Linked DNA regions of Homo sapiens: all the other regions are linked to region 1. Evidence: chromatin contacts called from ENCODE Hi-C or POLR2A ChIA-PET data. All regions are on one chromosome and are shown on one strand. The core of a region is the stretch at or near the end of the contact, and the rest is flanking DNA. Distances in the headings are between cores, read along the strand shown.

Evidence for each region. A loop is a pair of places that touch in the nucleus more often than their neighbours do. ChIA-PET counts read pairs that join two places held with the same protein, here RNA polymerase II (POLR2A). Pooled maps may share reads with other maps.
Region 2: a map of dorsolateral prefrontal cortex shows a loop between it and region 1 (2.9-fold over the local background). The contact joins the promoter of KCNK15 here to the promoter of TTPAL in region 1. A Hi-C loop is called at or near these places in 9 of 168 maps with a recorded cell type or tissue (B cell, CD4-positive, alpha-beta T cell, Caco-2 and 6 more), 3 of 37 single-sample maps with no recorded cell type and 26 of 50 pooled maps.
Region 3: a map of chondrocyte shows a loop between it and region 1 (2.4-fold over the local background). The contact joins the enhancer-like site here to the promoter of TTPAL in region 1. A Hi-C loop is called at or near these places in 3 of 168 maps with a recorded cell type or tissue (astrocyte of the cerebellum, chondrocyte and mammary epithelial cell) and 1 of 50 pooled maps. POLR2A ChIA-PET finds 5 or more read pairs at or near these places in 1 of 52 experiments (activated CD4-positive, alpha-beta T cell).

What each region holds. Positions count from the first base shown.
Region 1 is chr20:44,474,465-44,477,164 of GRCh38, forward strand. TTPAL (alpha tocopherol transfer protein like) reads left to right here and starts at 1,410. Exons shown (of 5, transcript NM_001039199.3): 1 at 1,410-1,527. RefSeq lists an enhancer at 1,206-1,295 and a silencer at 1,386-1,515.
Region 2 is chr20:44,744,515-44,747,214 of GRCh38, forward strand. KCNK15 (potassium two pore domain channel subfamily K member 15) reads left to right here and starts at 1,351. Exons shown (of 2, transcript NM_022358.4): 1 at 1,351-1,679. The coding sequence starts at 1,397. It overlaps KCNK15-AS1 (KCNK15 and WISP2 antisense RNA 1), which reads right to left and starts at 1,713. Exons shown (of 5, transcript NR_132377.1): 1 at 1,451-1,713.
Region 3 is chr20:44,136,023-44,138,722 of GRCh38, forward strand. The region is part of intron 2 of JPH2 (junctophilin 2); the gene reads right to left. Among named protein-coding and RNA genes, the nearest start is that of JPH2, 50 kb to the right of the region's middle. Within about 2 kb of position 1,294, at least 15 of the 41 ENCODE cell types and tissues checked have a DNase peak (open chromatin) inside an H3K27ac peak, as active enhancers do.

The sequences.
Region 1 (2,700 bases), core at 160-2,659:
GAGTCCTTATAAGAAGAGGGAAGCAGGAGGATCAGTCAGTAGTAGAGGTGACAACAGAAGCCAGAGGTTGAGGTGATTTGAAGAAGGGGCCATAAGCTAAGGAATGCAGGTGGCCTCTACAAACTGTAAAAGGAAAGGAACTGATGCTTCCTCCAAATCCCCAAAAGAATGCAGCCTTGCCAACACCTTGATTTTAGACTTTTGACCTAGAGAACTGCAAGAGAATATATCTGTGTTGTTTCAATCCATGAAGTTTGCAGTAATTCCTTGTAACAGTAACAGGAAAATAATACATAGATTTAGCAAACAAAACAAAATCCAGGATGCCCAGTAGTCATATTTGAATTTCCTATAAACAACAATTTTTAAAGTATAAATGTGTCCCAAATGTTGCATAGGACACACTTATCTGTGTGTATGTGTGTGTGTGTTTGGAAAGGAACATGCTTAAATGTTTATCTGAAATTCAAACTGTAGTGAATGTTATATATTTTGTCTGTCAATCTTAGAAGTGATGAAACTGAGAGCAGGAGTCAAAACTCATGATTCCCAGGTCGCCTCCATACTGCTGCCCCCTGCCCCTCAATCTGGCAGAAACTGCCACGTTCTTGTGGCCCTCATGGGTCACTTCCCATCTTCTTGGGACTCCTCTTGCCCCTGGGGTAGGAAAATGAAAAGACTGTTTAAGGTCGTTTCTTTAGGCTCAGAGTTCTCCTGGACCACCAGAGGTTCTGCCTCAGAGGGACCTAGGAGATTTGCCTCAAAGTTGCAGTTGCACAAAATACTTGCGGGCGGATCTTAATGGACTGGGGTGGGAGTTAGTAAAGCCTTTGTCTGGAGGGAACGTAATGAACCCCAAAGCAGGAAAAAAGTAATTATTGAATCAGGCTCCAGAGCAAGAATCAGGTTTCAGGTAAGGAAACGGAAGCACAAGAAGGAATGGGGACTTGCTCCAGGTCACTCAGTTAATGACAGACAGATGTCCCCTGGTTTGGAGTCTCCCTTTTTGGAGCAGCTAGTCCTGATAGCAGCCATAGTGGGGGGAAGTCTAGAATGCTAATCCTGAGGTCCGGGTTTGAAGCCCTTTACTGCCTTGATTGCCAGTTTCCCTTTCCTGAAATAGGGGAATTGCATAAATATGAGGAGTTAATGAGATCATGGATGTTAAACAACAGGTACATGTTAGCATGTTCTTGGAAAATGGCAGCTTCTTTCCTTCCTTCTCTGAGCCTCAGTTTCCCCATCTATAAGCCGGGTTTGACAAGCGGCTGGTGCCCCAGCTCCTCCCAGCCACTCCAGGTCCGCAGCTCGGAGCTCCGGCAGCCAGGTGGGGACTGAACACCAACGCCGCGGGGAGGCGTCGCACATGCGCGCTCCTAGGCGGAGCCCCGCCTCCCACGCCCTGGATCGTCACTTCCGGCGCGAGAGGCCGGGCAGGCCGGGCAGGGAGTGCGGGTCGGTTCTGCGTGCGCTGCCGGACGAGGCTCCCGCCGCCGATTGACCCGCGCTCCGCCCGTAGTCGGGCCGGTGAGTGCCCGCGAGCCCATCCGTGTGCCCTGGGAGCTGAGGAGAGGGACCCCTGAGAGGGAAGGATAACCGGAAGTGGGGACCAGAGGAGCGAGAGACCCCAGGAAATGGGGACACCTGGGGAGGGGGTGACAGCCGGAAGTGGGGGCCTCGGAAGGTTGTCCACGGGATATGGGGTCTCGGGGGCTCTAGGAGAGATGGCTTCCTGACCTCTCCTTGTTGAGAGGAAGGGGTGGAAAGGAAAGTGATGCTCCAGAAAGGATGGGCTCCAGGTGGGGGAGATCTTTGGCTTCACCGTTACCAATGGTGTCTGCATCTCACTCATATGTCCGCCTGTCAGCTCATTCACCAGCCTGTGACTGAGTCCTGCTGAGCGCTCGGCACTGCTGAGTCCCTGGAGAGTCAACATGAAGCTCCAGGTGGAGGGTACAGATTAGAAGCCCAGGGTGGGGCTAGACGCATCCTTGCTCTGCCTCACCGGGTGTGCCCCCTTGGGCGAATCGCTTAACCTATATCCTCCGCTGATGTGTACAGACCACTGCCATGTGCCCGGCACTGGGGGTGGCAGTGGACATGGCAGACAAGCCCTCTGCCCTCGTGGAACTTAGATTCTAGGGGACAGTCCTTTTTGTCCTCCTTTGTAAAATGGCAACAGTAATAGCGCTCTCACCAAATAACGTGAAGATTAAATGAGGAAATGGGTAAAGGGCTTAGCAATGCTTGATACATGGTAAAATGCTCAAGTATGCATTCTCTTCATTCCACTATAATGTAAGCTTTATTAGGCAAGGAATTGTATTGTTTGCGTCTGTGTTCCCAGTGCCTGTGAGCACAGTGCCTGACATATATGGTAGGTGATCGGTAATTATTTGATAAATGAGTGCGTGGTGAAACTGACTCTAGATAAATGCCCATAGCATTGGACTGTAATTTCTAAAAAAGAAATAGGAACCCAGTTCTGTGGAAAACTGGAGGGAATCACCCTCAGGGAGTTTGGGAAGGATTCACTGAGGTGGTGACATGGCAGCTGAGCCTGAGCTGTCAAGTTAGGAACAAATTAGAAGAGGAAATTCCAGGCAGAGTGTATCAGAAGTGCACGAGTTATTCCAAGGATGATGGGTTATTAGTTTGTTTTGACTGGCATTTAATGTGCATCAAGGTGGGGTGCGATGG
Region 2 (2,700 bases), core at 101-2,600, 270 kb after region 1:
GGGACAACCTTGCAATGTGTCATTCAGCCCCAGGTTTTTCCCACCTTGTGGGCTCCCTCTCTTCTAAAGACTTTAGTTCTCTGCATTCAGCCGTCTGGTGGGGGAAAGAGATGGAGCACGTGTAGGGCAGGGTTTTATGGGCCAGGCCTGGAAGTGGCATATGTCACTTCTGCCCATGTTCCATGAGCTAAAGCTTGGTCACATAGACCCTGCTAAGTGCAAGAAAGGCTGGGCAATGTGGCCAGCTGGGCGCCCAACTCCACCTCCCCGGTGCATCCCGGATCCCCTCATTTCTCTCCATCTTCACACATTTGGACTACACTAGCCTTCGAACTGGCCTCCACTCCTAGCCACCATCCCTTTTCCCCATGACAGCCAGGGGCTCTTTAAAAAATATGAATCAGATCATTGTGGTGGTGTTGCGTGTGTGTTTGTTTGCCTGTGTTTGTAATACAGCCTTTCCATGGCTTTCAATAAACCCACATAAGGGCTTGTAAGACCCTGTGTGAAGTTGCCTCTTTGCCTTCCTTCTGCTCCCCCAAAGTATCTGCCCCCCAGTTCTCTGGGCTCCAGCGACACCGGCTCCTCTGCTATTCTGGCTGCCAAGTCATGCTCAGTTCTGTTTTAAGCACCACCTTAGATGGTGGGGTTCACCTTCCCCAAGAAACTATCCCTTTTCCTTCTTTCTCACTCCTGTCTTAAATTAGTTTCTTGTTTGTTAGCTGGCCCTCCTCACTAGGATATCACTTTTACTTACAACAGGAATGTTGTTTGCACCAGTAGGTGCTTGGTAAATATTTGTCAGAGGATTGACTGACTGAATGAAAGAAGGAAGGAAGGAGAGAAGGAAGGGAAGAAGAGATGAAGGGACGAAGGGAGGAAGGGAGGGACGGAGGGAGGAAGGGAGGGACGGAGGGAGGAAGGGAGGGACGGAGGGAGGAAGGATGGGAGGGAAGAAGGGAGGGAGGGATGGGGAAAGGAGTGAAAGGAAGGAAGGAAGGAAAGGAGGGAGGGAGGGAGGAAGGGAGGGGAGGGGGGAGGGGAGGGAGGGAAAAAGGAAGGAAGGAAGGACGGAAGGAAGGACGGAAGACTGGCACGAGGTCACAACATGAGTTAGTGGCGGGAACAGGACTTCTGCAGGCCCGGGGTTTGGGCCTTTGCTTCAGATCTCACTATTCACAGACACATGAACCCCGGGCAGGCGAGTGGGAGGCGGACAGGGGAGCGGTTCTTCCGGCCCCCACCCGTGGCGATCCCAGCCTCCAGGTTCCCGGCAGTCGCCCCGCCTCGCCCGTCACAACCCTGCCGCGTGGGGCCGGGGTTGGAGGGGGCGGAGCGCGCGGTCCGGGCACACGGAGCAGGTTGGGACCGCGGCGGGTACCGGGGCCGGGGCGCCATGCGGAGGCCGAGCGTGCGCGCGGCCGGGCTGGTCCTGTGCACCCTGTGTTACCTGCTGGTGGGCGCTGCTGTCTTCGACGCGCTCGAGTCCGAGGCGGAAAGCGGCCGCCAGCGACTGCTGGTCCAGAAGCGGGGCGCTCTCCGGAGGAAGTTCGGCTTCTCGGCCGAGGACTACCGCGAGCTGGAGCGCCTGGCGCTCCAGGCTGAGCCCCACCGCGCCGGCCGCCAGTGGAAGTTCCCCGGCTCCTTCTACTTCGCCATCACCGTCATCACTACCATCGGTGAGCCGCCCGGAGCCTCCCTCCGCGCCCGCTCCAGCCCCAGCCGTCCCGGGGCGCCTCTGGGTTTCGGTCCCACCTCTGCCCCCGCCCAGCTGAGCTACTTTGGACGGGTCATTTCGGCTCACCGAGCCTCCCTCATCTCCTTCGCCTCCCTCGTCTCCCTGGTCTCCTTTGCCCCCCTCTGCTGAATGGAGCTGTCAGCCCACGCAGGCAGGGACGGGAGGAATCAGTAAATCGAGTTTGCCAAAAGGCTGACCCAGGAGTGCTCAGAAAACGTCCAAGGGGCTTGGAGATAGGTGAAGCGGGGCTGGGAGACCAAGTGGCTGGATTTGCTTTTCCTTGCCTGGTTGCCTCACACTTGCTGTGTGACCTTAGACGAGTTGCTCAACCTCTCTGAGCCAGAGTTTTCTCTTCTGTAAAATAGTGTCGCTAATCGGCCTTATCTCAGGGCTGTGGTGAGAGTTATTATTCAGGAGACAGACTATGCACAGACAAGGCCTGTGCTAAAACATGACACATACAGAGCACTACAAAGAAAAGATCATTTTTTTATTATTGCAATTGTTATTGTTACCCCATGAGAATGGGGACCCAGTCTGTCTTAGGGACTGCTGTATGACCCGTGCCTAGCATGCAGTAGATGATCAATAAATACTTGTTAAAGGAATGACTGATAACCACAGGCTCTGGACTCTGCCCTCAGGGATGCAGAGCAGTTCCTTTGGAGCATCTGGACCACCAGCTGTTGCCATGACTACCATCTGGCTGGTACCTGCTGAGCCTAAACCTGGGGGAACAGGAAGGAGAGAAGTGGGCTCTGCAGGGCTCCAGGCTTGGTGCCAGCCACTCCCCAGGCTCCAGCTGTGAACGTCCCGGCACCCCCCCTGGGGCTTGGATCACCAGTCCGAAAGCCAGTGCCTTGGAGAAAGTTTCCCCATAATGCTCTTGCAAGTGAATATGAGCTGTGGTTTTTGCAGTGGAGTTAAAAGTATGAGTTCTGGAATCACAGAGACTGGAGTTC
Region 3 (2,700 bases), core at 44-2,543, 340 kb before region 1:
GAAAACCAGTACTCTGAGCATTTCAATAACTTGCCCAAGACAACCTGTACACAGACAGCAAGGGATGGCAAGTTAGTCCAGGTCCACAGGAGGTGCTTCATGGAAGCCTTGGGCAATGGAGCTGACACAAAAATGTGATCATGTACCATGGATGAACAGAGGGTAAAACCTACCCCAGACCCCTTCCAGCCTCATGCTTGGGGAACCTGGAGGCCTCAGATGGCCTAGGAGTAGTGAACATTTCTCTTTAGGAAACACAGACAGGATGAAGGTCCTGCCACCCTCTCCAGAGGGCCATGACTGTCACCGTGCTCCTGCAGGGGGACGAAGTCTGCTGGAAAATGGCCTCACCCTTTGCCTATTCTGCTCCCTGGGTGCAACCCAGCAAGAGGATGCTGAATCCCCTGGGACTCATCGCCATCATCATCATCAACATCAACATCACCATTATGAATAGGCAATGCTTGCTGCGCACCTACTAGATGCCCGGCACTTGCATGCGTTTTCTTAATTAATTCTCACAATATTCTCTAAAGTAGGTATCACTATCCCCACTTTGCAGGTGAGAAGATTATATAACCCGTCAAATCCACACAGCCAGGGAAGAGGAAAGCCAGGAATCCTATTGTGGCTTAACACCAAAATAAGAAGATGGAAGCATTAGTTACTACTGGAGTCAGACAACCTGGTTTCAAACCCCAGCTCCCTCACTTCCAACTTGCATGATCTTTGCCAAGTCATGGAACCTCTCCCAGTCTCAGTTTCCCCATCTGTAAAATGGGTTACTAATAGCACTTAGCTATACTAGTAGCTACTTCTTGTAAGGATTATGTAAATTGTGGCATGTGAAGGGTATATTCATTCAGTTGTGACAAGGATTTACTAGGCACCTAATAGACCCTTTCCTGCCAGAACCCAGACTGATGCAACCCTTCTGGATATTCTGAATGTGCATATAGTATATAGTATATGTGTACATTATGTGTACCAGAACCTGGGCTAATCTTGGGGTACCATTGTGAACAGGAGAGACTCGCCTTCTGGAACTTACAGACCAGCTCAGCATTGTGCCCAGCACATAGTAGGTACCCCATGAATGTTAGCTGCTATTTTTTGTTATCACTACTTAGCGGATTTTCTCCCCAAGGGTTGGGCTCCCACCCTGGGGCTCGCCTGCCCAGGAGCCTGCTGACTTAGCTCTTGGTGTGCTCTGCCCCCGCCCCGCCCCACCCCACCCGGGAGCCGGCCTGCAAAGGCATCTTACAAGGCCCCAGTCAGCAGACATCTCCTGCCTAAATAAGGACAAGGCGCCCAGGAGAGCTTTCTGTGAGCCGGAGGAATGTGACAGCTGAGTCCTCCCAGCCCAGCGGCCTCCCCCGCCTCCCGCCCCTCCCCAGGTGGGGCTCGGCTGGGGCATTCCAGCTTTTCCCAGAGCAGATCCCAGTGTCACTGACACCCACTCGCACCCCACCCCAGGCTGCTCTAAAAACTGATAAGGAGCTCTGGGAAGGAATTCCAGGCAGCTCCATTTGCTCCTGGGGGCTGGCGACCCTGCTGTCACAAGGACAGGGGAGGAAGAAGCCACCAGGCGGGGCCGAACCCAGCCTTCCTCTGGACAACTGCATCCCTTTGTTCAAAACACACTTCCAGAGATCGGATTCGGCCCCAGGCACCGTGCCAGGTACTGGAGGTCCAGAGGAGGTTCCAACCCCGTTGCCTTATCCCATCATAGCAGTCACAACTGGGCTAAGTCTTTGAATCCTGCCCTTTCAAAGACTGGATTTTGAACAAGTCCTTCTAAATACTGGCTTTCCTTCTCTCTGACACTGGGAAGAGGGAGAGGAGAAATCTGTCTTTCAGGCCAGTGTCTCTGAAGGATGGGATGCTTTCTACTGGCAGGACCAAGAATGATAGGTGGTACCAGACCATTCATTAAGTAACACTGTAGAAAGTGCATCTGTAAAAAGAGAAAAAATTTAAAAAGACCTTTTTTTTTTTTTTTTGAGACGGAGTCTTGCCCTATCACCCAGGCTGGAGTGCAGTGGTGCGATCTCGGCTCATTACAACCTCTGCCTCCCGGGCTCAAGCAATTCTTCTGCCTCAGCCTCCTGAGTAGCGGGGATTACAGGTGCCCGCCACCACGCCCGGCCAATTTTTGTATTTTTAGTAGAGACGGGGTTTCACCATGTTGGCCAGGCTGGTCTCGAACTCCTGACCTCGTGATCTGCCCACCTTGGCTTCCCAAAGTGCCTCCCAAAGTGTAATCCCAAAGTGCTGGGATTACAGGCGTGAGCTTTAATGCGTCTCTTACACGCTGTTTTTTAACTGAGAGCCCAGCAGCAAGCAGCCTTGAGTCTGAGTTTGTTTGCTTTATTAGACAGAGTCTGGCTCTTTCGCCCAGGCTGGAGTGCAGTAGTGTGATCATGGCTCCCTGAAGCCTCAACTTCCTGGGCTCAAGCTATCTTCCTGCCTCAGTCTCCCGAACAGCACCTGGGACTACAGGTGAGCACTGCCACACCCAGCTAATTTTTTTATTTTTTTGTAGAGATGGGTTCTCACCATATTGCCCAGGCTGGTCTCAAACTCCTGGCCTCAAGCAATTCTCCTGCCTTGGCCCCCTCAAAGTGCTGGGATTACAGGCATGAGCCACTGCACCTGGCCAAGATTTTAATAAGCAACTGAGGGATGGGGTTTAATGAT